Regions from separate parts of the Homo sapiens genome. Here region 2 is linked to region 1. A link is a contact called in ENCODE Hi-C or POLR2A ChIA-PET data. All regions are on one chromosome and are shown on one strand. Each heading gives the region's core, a stretch centred on a gene start or an enhancer-like site at or near the end of the contact. The rest is flanking DNA. Distances are from core to core; before and after follow the strand shown.

Region 1 (4,574 bases), core at 1,697-4,196:
CCTGACCTCATGATCCGCCCACCTCAGCTTTCCAAAGTGCTGGGATTACAGGCGTGAGCCACCCCGCCCAGCTGCTTCCATATTTCTATCAACATTCTAGTCATAAACACTTAACCAATCTCTAAAGAATTCCAAACTTTTCTTAGTCTTCTTGTCTTCTAAGACCTCTCCAGAATCTAGGCTTTTTCTAGCCTACTCCTCCAAATGCTTCCAGCCTCTGCCCATCACCCACTTCCAAAGCCACTTCATCATTTTCCGTTATTCATTATCAGCAACACCCCACTTCTTGGTACCAGTTTTCTGTCTCATTCAGTTCATTTTCTGTTGCTTACAACAGATTATCTGAAACTGGGTAATTTATAAAGAAAATGAATTTATTTCTTATAGTATGGAGGCTGAGAAATCCAAGGTCCAGGGGCCTCACCCTCTAGTGAGGGTTTTCTTGCTGATATGGACTCTCTGTGGCACAGGGTGTCACATGGCAAAGGGGGCTAAGCATGCTAATGTTCTAGCTTGGATCTGTCTGAAAAAGCCGACAATTCCCCTCCCATGATAACCCATTAATCTATTAACCTTTTAGTCCTTTATGATGGGGTTAATCTGTTAACCTATTAATCCATTATGGTGGGCTAATTCATGGGGATTAATTAATCCATTAATCCCATCCAATCACCTTTTAAAGTTTCCACCTCTCAGTACCGCCAAGTTGGGGATTAAGTTTCAATATGAGTTTTTGGAGGTAACATTCAAACCATCGCAGTGGTCGTTTCTCAATCTTTTTAAACCCATGACCTGGATTAGATTTTTTTTTTTTTTAATCAAAAAACAAAAACTAGGCAGGGCATGGTGGCTCACGCCTATAATCCCAGCACTTTGGGAGGCCCAGGCAGGCAGATCACCTGAGGTCAGGAGTTCGAGACCAGCCTGACCAAAATGGTGAAACCCTGTCTCTACTAAAAATACAAAAAATTTAGCCAGGCATAGTGGCAAACACCTGTAGTCCCACCTATTCGGGAGACTGAGGCAGGAGAATCACTTGAACCCAGGAGGTGGAGGTCGCAGTGAGCCGAGATCATGCCATTGCACTCCAGCCTGGGAGACAAGAGCAAAACTCCATCTCAAAACAAAAAACAAAAAACAAAAAAAAAAACACTAAACTAAAACCTTCCTTCACTTCCCACTACAGCAGCTTATCCCCTGTTGAAAATAACACCAATAAGACCAGCTAAGCTAATATTACTTGGCTCCTGCTGCATGTCAGCACATAAACTAAGCATTTTTAGTGCATGGATTTTCTAACTGAACCCCTTGGGCAACGCTTAATAGTAGGTACTATTATCCCCAGTTTACAGATGGGGAAACCAACTGAGAGATTCAGCATCTTGATCGAGTTAAGTAATAAAGTCAAGATTGGAACTGGGCCAGGCACGGTGGCTCACGCCTGTAATCCCAGAACTTTGGGAGGCCAAGGCTGGTGGATCACTTGAGGTCAGGAGTTCGAGACCAGCGTGGCCAACATGGTGAGACCTCGTCTCTACTAAAAATACCAAAATTAACTGGGCGTTGTGGTGGGAGCCTGTAATCCCAGAAACTCAGGAGACTGAGGCAGGAGAATCACTTGAACCCGGGAGGTGGAGGTTGCAGTGAGCCAAGATCATGCCACTGCACTCCAGCCTGGGCCACAGAGCAAGACTCCATCTCAAAATAAATAAATAAATAAATAAATAAATAAATAAATAAATAAATAAAAGACTGGAACTGTGATCTGATTCTAAAGACCCGAGTTCTTAATCACTATGTAATACAGCCACAGCAATTTCTGTATCTTTGGCATATTCCCCACCAGCCGACATTTTGACTCTTAGAAAGTATATATGTGTATTATTGATGATTACTTTTATTTCCCACATATAAAATTATTTAAGGCTCAATATGTCTTTTAAGACTACACACCTCCCTCCCTGCCTCCACTTCTTGTTTGCTGCTTTCCCCAGTAATCTGGGAGTGAACATTGAGTCCACGGTTTCAAGGTCAGGGTCCTGGGAAGTATGGCTTATAATGAAGGAACAGGAAATCCAAGCCATTGGTGTTATGGAGACTGGGAAGGACTGGGGAGTGTTTGCTAGGGGCCTGAGGACTACTTGGGTAAGAGGGGGCTGACTGCTCCAGTGGCCAGGGTCATAGTTTGTCTCTTTAGTCTACCCCACCATCAGATCAAAAAAGGTGGTTAGGAAGTGGTTGTTACTAGAGGGCAGAGGAAAAGGTTCCAGCCCCAGTGAGGAAGAGGTAGGTGGTGTTGGTGGGGCCCTGTGTGAGCTTACAGCCGCCCTTCCTCTCCTCAGTTATTTTTGGTCTCTGTGACCTGTAGGTTTCCTGTTAGTGGGAACAGAAGTGACAGGAACGAGTTCCCACTACAGAAATGAACGCCAGGAGTCCAACTCATTCCCCTTCTCTCTTCCCTTAGCCGTTGAACTTCTCAGGGATCCAGGCTTCTAGGTCTGCGTGCCTAGGGCTGCGTGTTAGTGGCTTCAGGCGCTGCGCCAAACACTTCGTTTGAGTCTCATCTCCTAACCCCTCCCCTACCCCCAACAGGGCCTTGCAATTCCTGGACCCCTCATTAAAGCAAGAGAGTCCTCTCCTCTCCAGACCCAGTTTACCCACCACTAACCCTTCCGTGTGGCTCTGGGTGCTGAAACGGGGATGACTTGGCCCGCTAGGTGAAGAGGAGACGGAAGCTTCCTGGCAGTCCCCGCGTCACGTGGGGCCCTACCTAGTCAGCCTCCTAACGCCCCTCCTTACGCATGCGCCCATTCACTGCTGGTCCCCAACAATGCCTAAATCCCGCCCTGCCCTTCTCGTTCCGCCCCTGCCCGGGAGCCCCGCGTCCTCATTGGCGAGCTCCAGGGTGGCCCGGCCCGGACACCCCAGTGATAAAATAGATCATCTACACGGAAACTGGCGCGCTCCAGGGGTGGGGCCCAAACTCAGTTCCACCCTCTGGCTCCCAGCCGAACACCGAACCGGGACCGATCCGGCCCCGGCTTGAACTAGCTCAGCTCCGAGCTCGCGGAACCACGCCCCCGGGAGACTCTGGCCCGGCCAGCGCGGGCCAGGTCTTCAGTCCTATATCGCCCCGCCTTGGGAAAAGGTGCAGGGGCCTCTCGCCGCCTCGTCGGGCCCTTCCTCTCTACCTGCCTCTCCAACCCCTCTCGGCCCCGAGCCACCCGGCAGCGGGGGTGGGTGTGCAGAGGTGCGGCGTCCAGAACCCGGCTCCTGCAGAGGCTCTGGGTGGCAGCAGCCCTGTTACCGCTTAGATGGCGCGCAGGACAGAGCCCCCCGACGGGGGCTGGGGATGGGTGGTGGTGCTCTCAGCGTTCTTCCAGTCGGCGCTTGTGTTTGGGGTGCTCCGCTCCTTTGGGGTCTTCTTCGTGGAGTTTGTGGCGGCGTTTGAGGAGCAGGCAGCGCGCGTCTCCTGGATCGCCTCCATAGGAATCGCGGTGCAGCAGTTTGGGAGTGAGTGCGGCGCCTGGATCTGGCGGACTGCGACCCTCGGAAGGGAGAGGGAATGCGGCGACTGGGAAGTGGAAGGGCGAGGGGCGGGAGATGCTGGGGGGGAGACCCCTGAGATCTTCTCGCAGCGCCCCTTCCACTTCCTCAGGCCCGGTAGGCAGTGCCCTGAGCACGAAGTTCGGGCCCAGGCCCGTGGTGATGACTGGAGGCATCTTGGCTGCGCTGGGGATGCTGCTCGCCTCTTTTGCTACTTCCTTGACCCACCTATACCTGAGTATTGGGTTGCTGTCAGGTGAGAGCCTGCACAAGGGCAGGAGAGTCAAATGCTTAGATCGTTGGATGTTCACCTCCTTCCTGCTCCTTCCAAAGGGTTCGGGGAGAAGCTGAGGGAAAGTTTAGCTAGCACCTGTACCCAGAAGGGAATTCTTAATAGGAATGACTAAAGCGACAAACATGGTGAGGAATTAGGAAATTCAAGGATGATGAAACCTGGCCGGGCACGGTGGCTCACGCCTGTAATCCCAGCACTTTGGGAAGCCGAGGCGGGTGGATCACGAGGTCAGGAGTTTGAGACCAGCCTGGCCAACATGGTGAAACCCCGTCTCTACAAAAATACAAAAATTAGCCGGGCCTGGTGGCGCTAATCCCAGTTACTCGGGAGGCTGAGGCAGGAGAATCGCTTGAACCCGGGAGGCGGAGGTTGCAGTGAGCCAAGATCGCACCACTGCACTCCAGCCTGGGCGACAGAGCAAGATTCTGTCTCAAAAAAAAAAAAAAAAAAGATGAAACCAAGTATACAAGCCCAGAAGCCCAGGGCTAATGGGACTGGAGTGTAAAAGGAAGAATTACTATAAAATGGTGCTAGGGGCCAGGCACGGTGGCTCACGCCTGTAATCCCAGCACTTTGGGAGGCCGAGGCGGGCGGATCACGAGGTCAGGAGATCAAGACCATCCTGGCTAACACGGTGAAATCACGTCTCTACTAAAAACACAAAAAATTAGCTGGGCGTGGTGGCAGGTGACTGTAGTCCCAGCTACTCGGGAGGCTGAGGCAGGAGAATGGT
Region 2 (4,499 bases), core at 1,653-4,152, 850 kb after region 1:
CAGCCTGTGCAGGGACAGCAGTCCATTCGGATTGGGGAGCGGAGAGAAGAGTGTCTGGGGAACCAGATACCCCCGGCTCCACCCCCTTCATCTCGCCGGGGCTCTGGGCTCTTTTGTGTCAAGTGCGGTGGGGGGGGTCCCCCTCTTGACCCCGTCAGTCTGGGGTGGCCAAGCTGCCCAGCTGTGACTCTCACGTGGCTGCCATTCACTGTCACTCACTCTCTCGCTGAAACCACCCACTCCCTGAGCACGTTGGGGGGCGTGAACTGCCCACCCAGCTGTTCTGCAGCTTGACCATCACTCAGCACCCGTCCCCCGAGGTGACAAGTCACCCGGCGGCACTCTCTGGGCGGCGCTCTCCAGACCGCTGCGCCGCGTCAGGCGCCCAGCGGTGTCCCCCTCAGACCACCCTCCTAGTGGAGTGATTTCTAGTCTTCTTTGGGATAGGTGAGCATCTGGGTGTCCACACCCCCTGCTTGGGGAACAGCAGGGGGACCTCCGCACCCCCGGGCCTCTGGCTGCCATGCGGCACAAATGCACCAAACTTCAAAACGGCCAACTCCGGGCTCTTTGTAAAACTGTCATATTGATCCGTGTGGCTTCTGTGGCAAACGTTCCTGTCTAGCCGAGACGACCTTTGGGGGAGCGGGGGGTGCTTTCTTGTGGGTCGGGGAGGGATGTGTGTCTCCTGGAAACTGGATAAAGTCTCCCCGCCCCCCAAGCTTGTCTGAAAAAGGGTAAAGTTTTGAAAAAGTTCTCCCAGAGAGCCCCCTGCCTTGGCAGGAGGAGGAGGAATGAGGAGTTGTGGGGAGAGGGTGCCTTTGGGGTTGCCTCCGGCAGAGGCGCTGAAAAGAGGGAAAGAAAGGCCGTCAGGTCCTGCCAGGGGCTTGGCAGCGCTCACCTATTTGTATTGGGACTTGGAGTCTGGGGTGGGGTGGTGTGGGTCCCGGATCTGGGTACGTTGGGGAGAGAAGCGTGAAAGGATCCGAGGTTGAGATGGGTCTTTGTGTCAACCCGGCCTCCCCTTTCCCTCTTGGCTTTCTGAATAGACCAGAAGAGACGTCAGAGGCTGCTTACATTTTACAACTGAAATGAAAACCCACCTCCCCTCTCCCCCTGGGCAATTTTTATCTCCCTTTCAGCCCTCCAAGTCGAATGAGTGACCCAGATACACCCCCTCAGATGACTTTCGGAGGTAAAACTTCGGGAAATTATTTTTAGCACACTCATTATTTCTGTCTACCTAAGTGTGGGGAAAAGAACCCTCCTCTAAGGAAATTTGTTCAGGCTGCCCTCGCTCTTCCTTGTCTAGAGTATGCATTTGTGCACAGGAGAGATTTCCATTGTTTTCCATTCCGACTGCTTTGATTCTCACCATTTTGTTTTACATTCTTACTCAAGACCAATTTTATCCCTTCCCCCTCTCTCCAGTCTCCTTACATTGTTAAACGTTTAAAATAATAGCAGTCGTGTTGGTGGGGGAAGGGAGCAGGAAGCCAAAAACTCATTTCTTCTCCCTCCCCCTTCTGGCAAGTCGAGAGAAATAATATAACATAATATATAGATGTGATTCCTTGGGGGTGGGGGTGGGGAATGATTGTGGGTGGTGCGGAAAATTCTGGTAGTTTCTTTGCAAAAGGTCTGAAAATACAAACCCACCCCCTGCCTGCAGTACGCATGTGCAGCAGACCTATTATGGTGGTGCGTTGTGGGGGAGGGAGGGGAATTTGAGAAAAAATAAATATATGTGTGAGAGATTGATGGTGAGATTAGAAGAAGAGAGGGGCGGGCGGGAGGCGAGGCTTCGGCCGAGACTCCTCCCGCTTGCTCGGGCGGCCAGGCTCCGCCCTGCGCCCTCCGGCCCCCGCCTCTCTCCTCCCTGCCTCCCTGAGATCCGAGCCGGGGATGTGGGAGAGTCTGGGCTCCAGGCCAGCATTGAGTGGCTGCTGAGACCGAGGTTGGGACTTAGATTTGCTTTATTACCCTTCCTTGCTTTTCCTTGCCGTTCTCGCTTTGCCTCTCCCGCCACCGACGCCTGCCCAAGTTCGGGAACCTCCCGCTGGGGTGGGGAGTAGAGTGAACCGGCTTGTGCACCACCCCTGGCTGGTGGTGGCCGAGGCCGTGTCCCTGAACCTTAGCCAGTTGGCCTGCCCTTGCCACTGCCTCGGCAGCCTGCGTTTCCATGTTCAAGTCAACCGAAGTCCCTGGGGCCAGGGGGAGCCGGCTGCTGGGGCATGGCGCCTTCCTTGCTGACTTCCTATTACAGTCCCCATTCCGTTTCACACCCGGGCTCTGGCAGCCACCCCCCTGCACACACGCACACAGTCCTAGAGTGTCTTCCTGCACAAGGGGACACAGGATGCTGGAGTTAGCAGGAAAGGTGGCACTGAAGGAAGGCGAGGCAGCGACTCTGAGGCAGTGGAAACGGAGGCCTCTGGTGTTAATTGTGGCTAATTTTCCGTTGGCTGTTGAGGGAAGGAGAAAGGATTGTGTGTCCTAGAGCTAGGGGCTGGGCCAAGCCCAGGCTTTCCCATCTTGCATCGGCTGCCTCTCTCTGTACTAGACAGGTCTGGCTGGTTAGTCTAGTGCTTGGTAGGGGAGGGACGTGAACCAGAGCCCCAGGGCCCCAGGTCTGTGGGGCATCCTGTCTTCCTTTATGTGGGGTAACTCTCCGTTCCGTTCCCCAAGCCTTCACAGAGTGACACCTTCACAGATAATGGGGTGGGGGGCCTGGGGTCCTCTGGCAGAGACATCTGGGGAGAAAGCCAGGGACCTATCCCTGCTGAAGCAGGTACAGGCCATCCTCTGGATTTGTGGGCCTGAGAGTGTGTGTGGGTGTGGGTGCGCGCGTGCGCGCGCGTGCTTTTGAGAAGGCATATGCTGGGTGTGTCTGTCTGTGCCTATATCTTTGTTTGGGTCTCCCATACTGCGTATAGATGAATGGGTCAGGATATCTGGAACAAAATATGGAGGTGAAGGGTGAGATCGGGAAACAAAGGGTATGGCCCCCTAGTTCCCAAAGGGAGCAGGGAGATGGGAATAGAATTGAAGGTAGGTTTTAGGCTACTTGGGAGGAGGAATATTTAGGTAATTGTGGAGACTTTCTCCTGTGTGATGAAGGCGGCAGACACTGTGATCCTGTGGGCAAGAAGTAAAAATGACCAGCTGAGGATTTCTTTTCCTCCAGGACTGTGTTGGGGTGACAGGATGCCTGGTAATTATCCGAGGAAATGTAAATAGAGGCCTCCCTCTTGGCAAAAGGATGTCAGGGCCCCAGGGTGTTAGTGTGAGAACCCAGGTGTCCACCTTTGGCTCTCCCTCCCCAGCATCTGGCTTAGGGAGCTGCCAGCTTGTGTCTCCCCACTCCAAGTGCTGGGGTCAGGCCAGGCCAGCAGCTGGGCATGGCTTCCCCAGTTCCTGGGCAGGATGCCAGCTGGCGAAGTGAGGGGGAAGGCAGGAGGAGCCCTGGCGGTGACTGAAAGGACCTGCCACAGTCAGAGCCCATGGCCTGGAGCCTGGTCTCTTGTTAGTAGGAGGGGAGGGAGGGGAGTGGTTTGGCTGCTCTTCTCTTCTGACCCCTGACCTCCCATTCAGAACCAGAGCATCCCAGAGTACTCGAAACACTTTCTGTTTGCATCCAGTGAAGGGAGGCAGGGCTTGGAGGAGTTAATGCTTCCTAGAGAGTGGGAACTGCCGAGGTGGGGAAGGGGCAAGTTGAGGGGCCTCAGAGGCTGGAAACCTAGAGGCTTAGGTTTTCTGATGCTTTTTGCTTCAAAGATAAGGATGACATTCGGCTGCTGCCGTCAGCATTGGGTGTGAAGAAGAGAAAACGAGGACCCAAGAAGCAGAAGGAGAACAAGCCAGGAAAACCCCGAAAACGCAAGAAGCGTGTAAGTGTCAAGAATTCCTAACTCTGTGGCAAGGCTCAAGAGACCCATTCTCAGAGACCTACATTTTCTCTGGTCCTGATTACTGGTGTGGGGGTGGGGTTCTGAAGCCAGGGAGGCTTGATCCCCCGGGCCCCCCACTTCCCTGCCACTGTTGGCCTGTATCTCAGGGATCTGGGACCCTAACTTCATTCACTGCAACCTAGTGAAGAGCCTCGTTGTCAGTGTGTCCTCAGCAGCAAAGAGAAGCAGTTGAAAGCACAAGCTCTGGAAGACTGTATGAATTCAAGAGTCCAGCATTCCTCTGTCTAGGATACCAGGCCGTTTATTTGGCTCTCTGTGCCTTAGTTTCCTCATCTGTAAAAAGTAGATAAAGGCCGGTTGCAGTGGCTCACGCCTGTAATCCCAGCACTTTGGGAGGCTGAGCCGGGTAGATCATTTGAGGTCAGGAGTTCGCGACAAGCCTGGCCAATGTGGTGAAACTCCGTCTCTACTAAAAATACAAAAATCAGCCGGGCGCGGTGGTACGTCTGTAATCCCAGCTACACAGGAGGCTGAGGCAGGAGAATCGCTTGAACCCGGGAGGTGGAGGTTGCAGTGAGCCGAGATCAC

What was found. Hi-C counts contacts between places; a loop is a spot of excess contacts on that map. ChIA-PET counts read pairs that join two places held with the same protein, here RNA polymerase II (POLR2A). Pooled maps may share reads with other maps.
Region 2: a pooled map shows a loop between it and region 1 (4-fold over the local background). The contact joins the promoter of CHD3 here to the promoter of SLC16A13 in region 1. A Hi-C loop is called at or near these places in 1 of 50 pooled maps. POLR2A ChIA-PET finds 5 or more read pairs at or near these places in 3 of 52 experiments (MCF 10A, activated T-cell and activated naive CD8-positive, alpha-beta T cell).

Annotation. Positions count from the first base shown.
Region 1 is chr17:7,033,069-7,037,642 of GRCh38, forward strand. It overlaps SLC16A13 (solute carrier family 16 member 13), which reads left to right and starts at 2,947. Exons shown (of 4, transcript NM_201566.3): 1 at 2,947-3,513; 2 at 3,659-3,802. The coding sequence starts at 3,315. RefSeq lists enhancers at 2,386-2,886, 2,495-2,544, 3,275-3,514.
Region 2 is chr17:7,885,887-7,890,385 of GRCh38, forward strand. It overlaps CHD3 (chromodomain helicase DNA binding protein 3), which reads left to right and starts at 2,903. Exons shown (of 40, transcript NM_001005273.3): 1 at 2,903-3,214; 2 at 3,778-3,890. The coding sequence starts at 3,115. RefSeq lists enhancers at 1-15, 3,335-3,904 and a silencer at 1,766-1,925.